Regions from separate parts of the Homo sapiens genome. Here region 2 is linked to region 1. Evidence: chromatin loops called from intact Hi-C (ENCODE). Cell type or tissue: mammary epithelial cell. All regions are shown on one strand. Links, peaks and the distances in the headings refer to the core of each region. The heading gives the core; the rest is flanking DNA. Region 1 overlaps SLC12A6 (solute carrier family 12 member 6). Region 2 holds the start of NOP10 (NOP10 ribonucleoprotein).

Region 1 (5,175 bases), core at 220-2,719:
GGTTTGTTACATATGTATACATGTGCCATGTTGGTGTGCTGCACCCATTAACTCGTCATTTACATTAGGTATATCTCCTAATGCTATCCTTCCCCCCTCCCCCCACAGTAAAACTTTTGAAATGCCATTGAACACAATGGCATTTCAAAAACAATAGGATTAGTTCTATCATATATAATAAGTATTAGAGTGAAAACAACTTCCTTGTTAAAGTAGAACTTTAATGTTCAATACAGCTAACCAGAAGTGGCAAAGGAATCTTGCTCATGATACCACGTAGATTAGTAAAGAGGAAGAAAATTTGGTCATTACTCCTTGTTGTCACAAGATTGAGAGGAACCCTCTCCATAGTTCAAGGGATCAATTTATTTACATGACTTTTCTCAGTGCTTAGATTAATGTTTGGAGTATATTTGAACATAAGGTTTAGACTTAATAATCTTATAATTTAGTAATGCTTTAAACAGGAAGAAATAATAAATAACTATTTTTGGCTCATCTTATTATTTGGGAAAAAGTGTCCTTTCAAAGGTCAGCACTAAGTGAGAAACCTCCTAGATCACTCAGGAACAAGATTCAAGTAGAAGTTTGAGGTCTTACTACTTAACATCACAAAGCTGTAAACTGAGTTCCAATACCTCAAAAGCCTGACTCTTACCTGCTCAGCAGCTAAAGCTTCACCGTAGTTCTCTAGGAAGTTCCCCACGATGACAGAGCCCACAATAGTGAGACCTTTTCCTGCTTTGAGCTGTGAGGCAAAGGTGAGGAGGCGAGGATGCTTGACATGTAAGTCTTCATCTAGTTTCAGTAATACAAGCAACTGAGGCCTGTGAAGAGGTTGGTGGGGGTTGGAGGGGAGGAGAAAACATTTTGGGTTTGGGGAACAGAATGACAGACTCCACCCTTTAATTCAGGAGATCTGTATGAAACAGGTAATTTGACAGAAGGAAGAGATCACAGGAGATGACAGGATAAGGGCATTATTTTGAATGCTCCCAGTACTATCTCAAGTTGATCAGTCTTCAAGGAAGAATAATAAATTGTAGAAATCTTGATCATAAACGACATGAAGAAAAGGGAATAAAAAAATTAAGGATTTAGAATAGTTCAAAACAGGTCCATTATACCAATTCCTTGAGCCACATATGGTTTCCTTATCCTAAAATCAACAAAACACATATTTTTGTGTGTTAACCATGTGCCAAATACTGCTAGTGTTGATTTCTTTACCTCCAGTTTTTAGTGTGTGGAGGTCCTTCCTCCAATCGAAGCAAAGCAAACCGGGCTGCACTGAGGGACAGCCCACGGATACCATCACCCCATTCTTTCTCAGCTCTGTGAGAAAAAGAAAAGAGCAGAGACAAATTTAAACTATAGTAAGTATAATTTTAAAAAATAAAGTTTTTTTCTGAATCTAAAAATCACACATGTGCAAGGTAGAAGATTAAAGCTCAGATTAATGATTTACATAATGTTCTTTACTAACATAATGAACCTGATGTAGGTAGATCAACAGCACCAACAGACTGCACTGCACAAACAGTTCCCAATAAAGCCTGAAGGGGTCACTCATTCAGTCCTTCTATGTAATTGTTCAAAACAATAATGTAAAAGAGCAATTTAGATTAGAAAATTATAACAGACCTGGAGTTTAAGTTACTTTGAAAATAATGCAGAGAAAGTAAAGTTCAATGTGATCTTCTGAATAAGAATGTTATTTCGTCCTCATTTTTGAAAGCTGTAAGTCTTAGTAGTTACTAAGTTGTTCAGAACTAATTTCTTTTTCATTTCAGAGACAACCCCTTGACTGAAGAGATAAGCAAAAATATTTACATTTGTGTTGTACTTTGTTTAGTACTAATTATTATTATTTGGAAATGTCCTTTGTTATTTTCCATTGATCCATTCATACTTTCTCAATGGATCTCCCTTGTGATGAAAAGCTTGCATCATTAAGATGGTTAAAGAATTAGGGGTACAAAATATAGTTATGAAAATGAAGTTACCTGAGTCCTTAAGATATTTTCACTGAGCTGGCTCTAACCAAACTAGCTAGTCTTGCTACTTTTAGCAGTGATCAAGATTAAATCCACACTCACCCTTGGTATTCAATGTACTTGTAGATCATACCAGCTATTACCATGGCTACAATGGCATAATACCAGGAAGAAATGAACATCAGAGCCAGACAGATACTCATTCCCATGAAAGAAAGGGCCCTAGAAAATTAAAAACAAAAAAGTATCTTTTAAAGTAGCTGAAAAAGAAGCCTATGTTAAAGGTGCTTCTCAAACTATCTGTGGTGAGGTATTATTTTTTAAAAACTTTGAAACTATTATAAATAGAACTTTTGTAAAATGCAATAAAAATGAATTATTCGAAAAATTATCACATGCCTGGATGCTGTAGCAATGTCAAACTGCCACAAAAGTTTCTAAATGATTATTCTCAATTCTATAGTTGTCTTATCATGAAACAGTCGGTAGATGTGCACTAAACCCCAAACTGTCCTTTGCAACAGAAGATGTTTCCAACTGCTGGAAAACCATATAAATAACGGAACACTATCAGTCATCTGCAGTTATGAGGACAATTAATACTTACTTGGCAAAGCCAGGATGGGACACGCAGCCAGAAATGTTAATAACTCTAGGATCTTTTTAAAAAATTTCATATAAATATTTCTAAAAATTTTATAAATACTTATTAGCATAACTGCAGAACTCACTGAGAAAAATTATTTTTGGGCCGGATGCGGTGGCTCACAGCTGTAATCCCAGCACTTTGGGAGGCTGAGGCGGATGGATCACAAGGTCAGAAGACTGAGACCATCCTGGCTAACACGGTGAAACCCTGTCTTTACTAAAAATACAAAAAATTAGCCGGGTGTGGTGACGGGCGCCTGTAGTCCCAGCTACTCGGGAGGCTGAGGCAGGAGAATGGTGTGAACCTGGGATCTCAGCTCACTGCAACCTCCGACTCCCGGGTTCAAGCGATTCTCCTACCTCAGCCTCCTGAGTAGCTGGGATTACAGGCATGTGCCACCATGCCCGGCTACTTTTGTATTTTTAGTAGAGACGGGGTTTCCCCATGTTGGTCAGGCTGGTCTCAAACTCCTGACCTAGGTGATCCGCCTGCCTTGGCCTCCCAAAGTGCTGGGATTACAGGCATGAGCCACCACGCCCGGCCTCATAAAGAACTTCTAACTAACATTAAAGCTAGAAAGAGGATTTGAGGCATTAAAAATCAGTTGAAGATTTTAATTTTTGCCCAGTAAACGTTACATCACTGCCCACCATTGGTAAGTGAAGACAGAAAGGGAACAAGGAGAAAGTTAGCAAAGAAGAATGTAGCAACGGGTACATACAGGACATAATTAATGAGCTCTGAGCTATAAGAGGAAAGAGATGGGATGGTAGCCAAAAATCTTTCATGATGACCCCTTCAGGACTGGGGAGACTTAACTACAACAGCAGCAGCAGCAACAGTTCATTGAGAGCTGAGCTTTACTATGTATCAGGCACTACGATAAGCACTTTAGATTTATTAGTCCCATTTTACAAATGAATAAAATTAAATTTTACATGGTTATGTGCTTTGCTGAAGGTTACAAAGCTAGGAAATAGTAGAGCTGAGATTGGAATTTAGAACCTCTGACTCTGTAACCCTAAGAGACAAACAGGAAAATAAACATGCAAGAGAAGGTTGTTTTAACCTGAAAATTATAGAAGGCTGGATATCTCTATTTAGTGCTTTTGCTCTATTCGTATTGGGTGTTATAAGTTATTATAAAGTGATATAGGAAAATAGGATAGGAGGATGAGGATTCAGATAAGAATTGAAAGTTGAAACAGTATGAAATGGCTGACCAAGAAAAAAATTTTATCGAGAACCCAGACTCTCCTAGTTTTCTAGTTCAAAGATGGGTTCTCTCCAAACGTGAGTAAAAAGAATAAAAGAAGCAGACTTACCAATGGTAGTAGCGGAATCGGGGTCTCCAGTTGGGTGTTCGAAGTAATGTTTGCAAGGCACATGCCAAGTTTACAAAGAGGTAACACATGAGAAAAAACCTGAAGAATAAAGAGTAAGAGGAATGATTATTACTGGAAGATGATTCTTTGAAGGTTAAGTAACTGAATACCTTTGCTGTATTGAAGCCTGTTTCTAGACAACTAACCCTTGATTAAGTAGGAAGTAGGGAAACTTAAACCTCTCCCCACAAAACTGTTCATCCTTCTCTGTTCTCTCAGTCAATGACACAACCACTCTTTACCCAGTTGTTCTTAGGATAATCCAGGTTTCCTCTTCCTTACCCTTGTTCCAAATTCACTTACCAAGTCCTATGGATTCTATTTAAAAATCTCTTAAGCTGCTTCTCTTCCTTTTCATCTCTACTACTAATCACCTTAGTTCAGGCTCTCATTTCTTCTTTCCAATTAGCATTCCCAGCTCAATTCTAGCCTCCTTCTAATCCATCTTTTATACAAGATTGATCATCCTAAAGCATTATCATTTTGTGCTCAAGGATTACCCACTACTTCCAGGTAAAAGTTCCAGGACCTTTGTGATCTGGGTCTACCTACTTCTCTATTCTGTTATTCCCTCAACATGTACCCTCCACTCTAGCCAAGCCAAACTACTTCCAGTTCTCTGGATGTGCTACCTTATGCCATCCCTCAATTCCTTTATATGCATTCTCTGCCTGGAATGTTCTTCACCCCTTATTTTCTTAGCAAATAACCAGTTATTCTTCAAGATACAAGTATCACTTCCTCCGGAAAATCTTTCTTGAGTTTCCATCTGTTTAGATGCCTTGCTCTGGTGTTCCTAGGGCACTCAGTGTTCACCTTTATCATGGCACTCATCACGCTATATGGGAATCATTGGTTTCCTTATCCATTATCAGTTCCATAAGATTGTGTCTTATCCATCTTTGTATTCCCAGAATACCACATTACACAGTGCCAGGTAAGTAGTAAGCATCAATAAGTCATAGGTGAATAAATAAATAAAAACTAACAGTGGTGGTAAAAGCTACAACCAATTGACAATGAATTAGAAATGAAGCCAAAGAACTTTTGAAGTTAAATAGGTAGGAAAAAACCTAATAACTTACAAAAGTTAGCCTTACTTGGAAGTTCTCAGGAATGATTTTTATTTAAGTGAAGTTACATC
Region 2 (6,419 bases), core at 1,026-3,525, 100 kb after region 1:
ATCTAGACTCTGTCTCAAAAGAAAAAAAAAGAAAGGCCCACCACTAAATCAATTTGAGTTCAAAGATAAGTTAATCAGGAGAAAAATCAGACTAAACAGGTTAAGTAACTTTCTCAAAGTTATACAAAAAGCAAATACTGGTCTTCTGACTTTCAATTCACTGACCTCTGTCTGTAATATGCCTATTACTTTTACAAGTACTCTTCCATTTTTAATCAAAATCTTATTTCAAGGGACAAGAAATTACGTTAAGTGACAACAGAGGTATTTTTCAGTGAATGCTGACAGCTGTGAAAGTCTTAATCTTTCTTCCCCAATACCCTCCTATCATGAACAGCACATGACCACTCTTGCAACAGCAGGACTGAAGTTTTTCTTCCAAGTGGTATTGTTGCAACTCTCTGGGGTACTCTCCTTTATCATCTCCCTCCCTTTAAAAAAATACTGCCAATCCTTTCCTCCAACAACTCACAAAATAAGAGTTTTTCAAATCATTTTATCTTTAATAATCTTGTAGTAATTTAAAATATGAGAAAAAAAAGTCAAATGTGTTCCCTTTATGGGTGATGCCACCATGATTGCCTCACACAAGCATAATCAATCGCCACGAGAGACTGGATGCCAAAGAGTATGGCTGGCAAAAAGGCATCAGGGCTCACAGTCCGAAGAGTTTGGTTACGGAGTCTCCGAGGGGTAACAGGTGGCAGAAAAGACATCAGTTTAAGGGACCCTCAGAGGACAGGGCGCGGTTGCTGGGTCATGAGCACCTTGAAGCGTTTCTTGATGGTGATTCGGTGTCGAGAGTATTTGTCATCTGGGGAGAACCGAGCAGGATGGGCTGAGCAGGTCTGTTGTCCCATCGGGTCAAATTTCTGCTCCAGGAACACAGAATGTATGTCAGTACAGGAGTGATGAAATGGGGTGGGGCCAGCGCGAAAAAGGGCAAACATGAAAATAGAAGATGCAATGGTCAACTCAAAAAGTTGTACAAATAAATAGAGAAATATAAAATTTAAAAAGGCCGAGCGCGGTGGCTCACGCCTGTAATCCTGGCACTTTGGGAGGTCGAGGCGGGAGGATGGTTTGAGACCAGCCTGGGCAATATGGCGAAACCTCGTCTCTACAACAAACAAACAAACAAAACCAACCAACCAAACAAAAAACCCCAAAACCAAAAATTAGCCGGGTATGGTGGCGCACGCCTGTAGTCCCAACTACTCGGGAGGCTGAGGCAGAAGGATTGTTTGAGCCCAGGAGGCGGAGGTTGCAGTGAGCCGAGACCGCACCACCGCACTACAGCCTAGGCAACAAAGCGAGTCCCTGTCTTTAAAAAAAAAAAAAAAAAAAAAAAGGAAAAGTGAGTGCAATGGCGCTATCCCGGCTCACTGCAACCTCTGCCTCCCGGGTTTAAGCGATTCTCCTGTCTCAGCCTCCCGAGTAGCTGGGATAACAGGCGCACACCGCCATGCCCGGCTAATTTTTTGTATTTTAGTAGAAACGGAGTTTCACAGTGTTGCCCAGAATGGTCGCGAACTCCTGAGCTAAGGCAATCCACCCGCCTCGGCCTCCCAAAGTGCTAGGATTACAGGCGGGAGCCACTGCGCCCCGCCAGAATTTTTTCTTTTAATTAAAAAATGAGTCGCGCGGTCCCGGTTCTTCCCCACCTCGGTTCTGGACTTTCTGGTTCCCCGCACCCAGCTAGGTAACTCCACGTATGACCTCACCCACTCCTCCCATCTACATTTCTCGCCATGCCTATTTACACCCTGTTTTCTCTCCTCACCTTCAGCGTATAGACTCGATCTCCCTGCTCGTTGAGGTAATACTGGAGAAACATGATCGCTTATAAGCCAGCGGTCCCAATTCGGTCCACCGCTCAGTCTGCAGTGGTCCGCCCGACCGCGTCACGTGTTCGTCAATTTCCTTCCTGCATAACCGGAAGTCTCTCTCTCCTGGCACTCCGGAAAATGTAGTCAATTTTTGCCTTGTTTTCAGCTAGCCAGAAGGGGGCGCACGAGAGCAGGGCTTGGCTTGGGGCCCTACTTGCAACTTTGCAGGCTAAAACACGTGGAGTGTCCCTACTGTGTGCTAGGTACACGGCGTTAGAGGGGGGTAGGGATGGATGTGGATAGAATATTGACGTATAGAAGCCTGTCTTTGTCTCAAGATACACACCCATTTCAGGAGCAGTGAGTTTTCAATGCCTGAAGAAACAAGGGCTCCAGGATTCAGAGCCCCTTTACCCTAGGGAAGAAAGAAGAGGTTTTCTTCCCTCCCCTCTTTTACATCCAGTTCCCCTGCTCCATTTCAAAGCGTTGGCGGTAAAGAATGCATGTTGAGTATCAATATTCCGTAAAGCGAAAGAGCGTAAAGTTATTTTATGAAACTGGTGAAGCATGTTTCAGCGGTCGAACCAAGATTTAAAGTTAGGTCCCTACCGCAAATTCAGCGCTCTTTCTTATGGTGGTGAGTAGCTAATAATAACGTAATAAAGTGCACCTTCTAGGAGTTTTTACAATTTTTAAAAGAATATAGAAGTTCTCCTTATAAGACTCTCGTTTAAAGAAATGAAAATGAGAACCAAAATATCATTACAAAGATCATCGTTACGCCATTATTTACAATGACAAAAGCATTGGAATATATATTAACTGTGTAACCAGAAAAACCTGCACTTTTTTTTTTTTTTTTTTAAGAATATGGTTTGGCGGGGCGCGGTGGCTCACGCCTGTAATCCCAACACTGGGAGGCTGAGGCAGGCAGATCACAGGTCAAGGGTTCGAGACCAGCCTGGCCAATCTGGCGAAACCCCGTCTCTACTAAAAATACAGAAAAATTAGCCGGGCGTGGTGGTGGGCGCCTGTAGTCCCAGCTACTTCAGAGGCTGAGGCAGGAGAATCATTTGAGCCGGGGAGGCAGAGGTTGCAGCGAGCTGAGATAGCACCACTGCACTCCAGCCTGGGTCCGTCTTAAAGAAAAAAAAATATGGTTTGTGGCTGGGCGCGGTGGCTCACGCCTGTAATCCCAGCACTTTGGGAGGCTGAGACGGGTGGATCACAAGGTCAGGAGTTCGAGACCAGCCTGGCCAATATGGTGAAACCCCCAAAAATACAAAAATTAGCGGGGCGTGGTGGCGGGCACCTGTAGTCCCAGCTACTCGGGAGGCTGAGGCAGGAGAATCACTTGAACCCAGGAGGCGGAGGTTGCAGTGAGCCAAGATCACGCCACTGCACTCCAGCCTGGGCGACAGAGCGAGATCCTGTCTCAAAAAAAAAAAAAAAAAAAAAAGAATATGGTTTGTATTTACTTGTAGTTGCATAAAAAATCTCTGCAAGTATTCACAAGAAACAGATGATACTGGTTTCCTCTGGGATAGAGAACTTAGTTGCAGGAGAAAGGGGTAAGGGTTGGGAGGCAGACTTATTGCTATGTATTTTATTACGCAGTTTGATTTTTGAACCTTGCTAATGTATTTATTACCTGTTAAAAATTTTTTAAAGGCCGGGCACGGTGGCTCACGCCTAGTAATCCCAGCACTTTGGGAGGCTGAGGCGGGCGGATCATGAGGTCAGGAGATCGAGACTATCCTGGCTAACACAGTGAAACCCCGTCTCTACTAAAAATACAAAAAATTAGCCGGGCATGGTGGTGGGTGCCTGTAGTCCCAGCTACTCAGGAGGGTGAGGCAGGACAATGGCGTGAACCCGGAAGGCGGAGCTTGCAGTGAGCAGAGATCACGCCACTGCACTACAGCCTGGGTGACAGAGCGAGACTCTGTTTAAAAAAAAAAATTTAAATCTAAGTAGTTAATTTTGTTAGAAAGGAAAATGATGATTTTAGCCTTCAGGTCTTTAGAAAAGAGAAAAGATATCTCAGAGGAAGCAAGAAAGATGCCATGAACCCCAGGGAAGGCCTTTTGGGGGAAATCCACGTTTGGATGAAGCTGTGGCTGTAGAGGATGCTCTGGGAGTTACTGGCCTGAAATAGTCGCCAGGAACCTTAGCAGATAAATTTTATTTTTAAAGTTTAAACCAAAATAATTTAACAAAAAGAAGGACTTTCTACTCTTGAAATTTTAAACTGCATGGCAGCTTTTTTATTTAGTGAGGCTTTTCAGCAAAGGGTAAGGCGTCTGTGGAGTACAGAGCCTATGTTAGTAGATTGGACAGCTTTCCAAGGAAATGATGTGCACACAGCAATCGAGCACCTTGGATCATCTGACAATTCTAATTTTAAACTTTAGTTCCCTTGATCCTTACGTGTATAGACCAATGTACTCTGAATTTAGTTCAGAAAATATAGCCATCATTGAATTAAGTCAGGGGTCTACAGTCAACCTGCTGTTAATAGGAAGTCAGTTACAGAACTGGCTGGGATGGAAGGACACAAAATGAGATATGTTGGTGAAGAATCGAAGTGTAGTGAACCAAACGGTAAAACTGTAATGTGTTGGGAATCTGAGAAAAAGTTTACAAATAGCCCTAAAGAGGCAAACATCAATTGTGTTGCCAAACTGTAGTTTGAAGGGAATTCCTGGTTTTTTCATACTTACTAGAACCCTTCATGGAATATCTGTCCCCACCCTCACCCCACTTTTCCCTCTCCCCTCCCCCACAGCAGAATGCCTTGAGTTCCGTATTCTAGTTCTGTGTGATCTGATCTTTACCTTCCCTTCCTTGGATCCCTGTGCACCTACTGGAGCCAGGTTACTCTGGGTCCTGGACCTGACTGCCTCATTCTGGAGGCTTCCAGACAGCCACAGTTAGTGCCCAAACCTGAGAGGATGGCTTCAGATGGAGGTAAGTCTGCAGGTGGTGAGGAGGATTTCTGGTACCTGCTCATATCCTTTGAGACAAGCTCTCTGGGCTGACCTAAAGGAATGTGAGGTGCTACACCCCGTCAAAGGTATCACACTTGGGGAGGCTAGGGAAGGAGATTGTACCTTTAAGACTAGGGGCTGGGGAAGGAAGAGGACTTCCTTAAGGACAGATTAAGGTGTCTCTGAGGACACATGCTGAGTATAGAGAAAGGATGGCAATTAGCAACTTGATTCTCTTGAACAGGGGACACTTCCGCATGTGTTTTTGTGGTGGGAGAGAGGATCAGGGGTATGTGTCTTAGGACTGGCACAGAGAGGTTTCAAGGGGGAAGGCCCAAGTTCATCTGTCTTTTTTAGGCAACTGGAGCCTGTTCTAGGATTTTGCCATGCTTGAGCTTATGAGGGGAAGGGGATGTGGAGGATGGAGGATGGGAGGGTAAGGTGGGAAGGACCTTAGTGGGAAAAGATAATCTGTAGTTATCTGTTGCAGAGAAATGCCTTCCTGAAAACTAGGCTGGAATGTATTATAAACTGCCTCTGCTTGGGCCGGGTGCGGTGGCTCATGCCTGTAATCCCAGCACTTTAGGAGGTCGAGGCGGGTGGATTACCTGAGGTCAGGTTTTTGAGACCAGCCTGGCCAACATGGCGTAAACCCCGTATGTCCTAAAAATACAAAAATTAGCTGGATGTGGTGGTTCGTGCCTGTAATCCCAGCTACTTGCGGGGCTGAGGCAGGAGAATCACTTGAACCCAGGAGGCGGAGGTTGCAGTGAGCTAAGATCGTGCTGCTGCACTCCAGAATGGGCCACAGAGCAAGACTCCATCTAAAAAAAAAAAAAAAAAAAAAAAAAAGCAGCACTTAGAGGCAGTGATGGCTTGGGCTTGTCTCTTCTTGGCAGATAGGGGTCTGTGTGTCTTGTTGAAAAAGAAGCAACTTCTTTAATGCAGTCATTCTCAACGAGAAGTAAGATCAAAATCACTTGGGGGACATTTGCAAACTATGCAAGTTCCCCATCCATATCCCCTCTTTCACCTGTTGAGAATCAGTGCTTTGAGTCTTCGGGTCTAAAGAAGAACTCAGATGGGGTGTGGTGGCTCACACCAGTTATCTCTGCACTTTGGAAGGCTGAGGCAGGAGGATCACTTGAGGCCAGGAGTCTGAGCCTAGCCTAGGCAACATAGCGAGACGTCATCTCTACAATTTTTCTTTTTTTTTTTTTGAGACAGAGTTTTCCTTTGTCACCGAGGCTGGAGCACAGAGGCGCAATCTCAGCTCACTGCAGCCTCAACTTCTTGGGCTCAAGCGATCCTCCCACCCCAGCCCCCCAAGTAGTTGGGACTACAGGTGCATGCCACCGCACCTGGCTTATTTTCGTATTTTTAATGGAGACAGGGTTTTGCCATGTTGCCCAGGCTGGTCTCAAACTCCTGGAGTCAAGCAATCCTTCCACCTTGGCCTCCCAAAGTGCTGGGATTACAGATATGAACCACCGTGCCCGGCCTCTACAAAAAAATTTAAAAATAAAGGAGGAATTCACCTGTAATCCCAGCACTTTGGGAGGCCGAAGCAGGCGGATCACAAGGTCAGGAGATCGAGACC

Evidence for each region. Hi-C counts contacts between places; a loop is a spot of excess contacts. Peaks named below come from ENCODE experiments on the same cell type or tissue, not always from the same donor. Only the 100,000 strongest peaks of a DNase experiment are listed, where the experiment ranks them.
Region 2: a loop joins it to region 1, with 7 times the contacts of the local background. A loop is called at or near these places in 34 of 110 quality-filtered maps.

The regions. Positions count from the first base shown.
Region 1 is chr15:34,240,003-34,245,177 of GRCh38, forward strand. It overlaps SLC12A6 (solute carrier family 12 member 6), which reads right to left. Exons shown (of 26, transcript NM_001365088.1): 16 at 3,972-4,070; 17 at 2,100-2,219; 18 at 1,231-1,335; 19 at 659-827. It overlaps LOC124903461 (a long non-coding RNA gene), which reads left to right and starts at 3,124. Exons shown (of 2, transcript XR_007064576.1): 1 at 3,124-3,939. RefSeq lists an enhancer at 1-3. In mammary epithelial cell, for the core only: a CTCF peak has its summit at 1,557 (motif pointing right); a DNase peak (open chromatin) is centred at 1,559; H3K27ac peaks cover 2,353 bases.
Region 2 is chr15:34,341,237-34,347,655 of GRCh38, forward strand. It overlaps NOP10 (NOP10 ribonucleoprotein), which reads right to left and starts at 1,900. Exons shown (of 2, transcript NM_018648.4): 1 at 1,784-1,900; 2 at 483-872. The coding sequence starts at 1,837. The coding sequence ends at 732. NUTM1 (NUT midline carcinoma family member 1) reads left to right here and starts at 2,079. Exons shown (of 8, transcript NM_001284292.2): 1 at 2,079-2,466; 2 at 4,706-4,799. The coding sequence starts at 2,461. RefSeq lists silencers at 1,643-1,752, 1,833-1,932. In mammary epithelial cell, for the core only: a CTCF peak has its summit at 2,006 (motif pointing right); a DNase peak (open chromatin) is centred at 1,925; H3K4me3 peaks cover 972 bases; H3K27ac peaks cover 996 bases.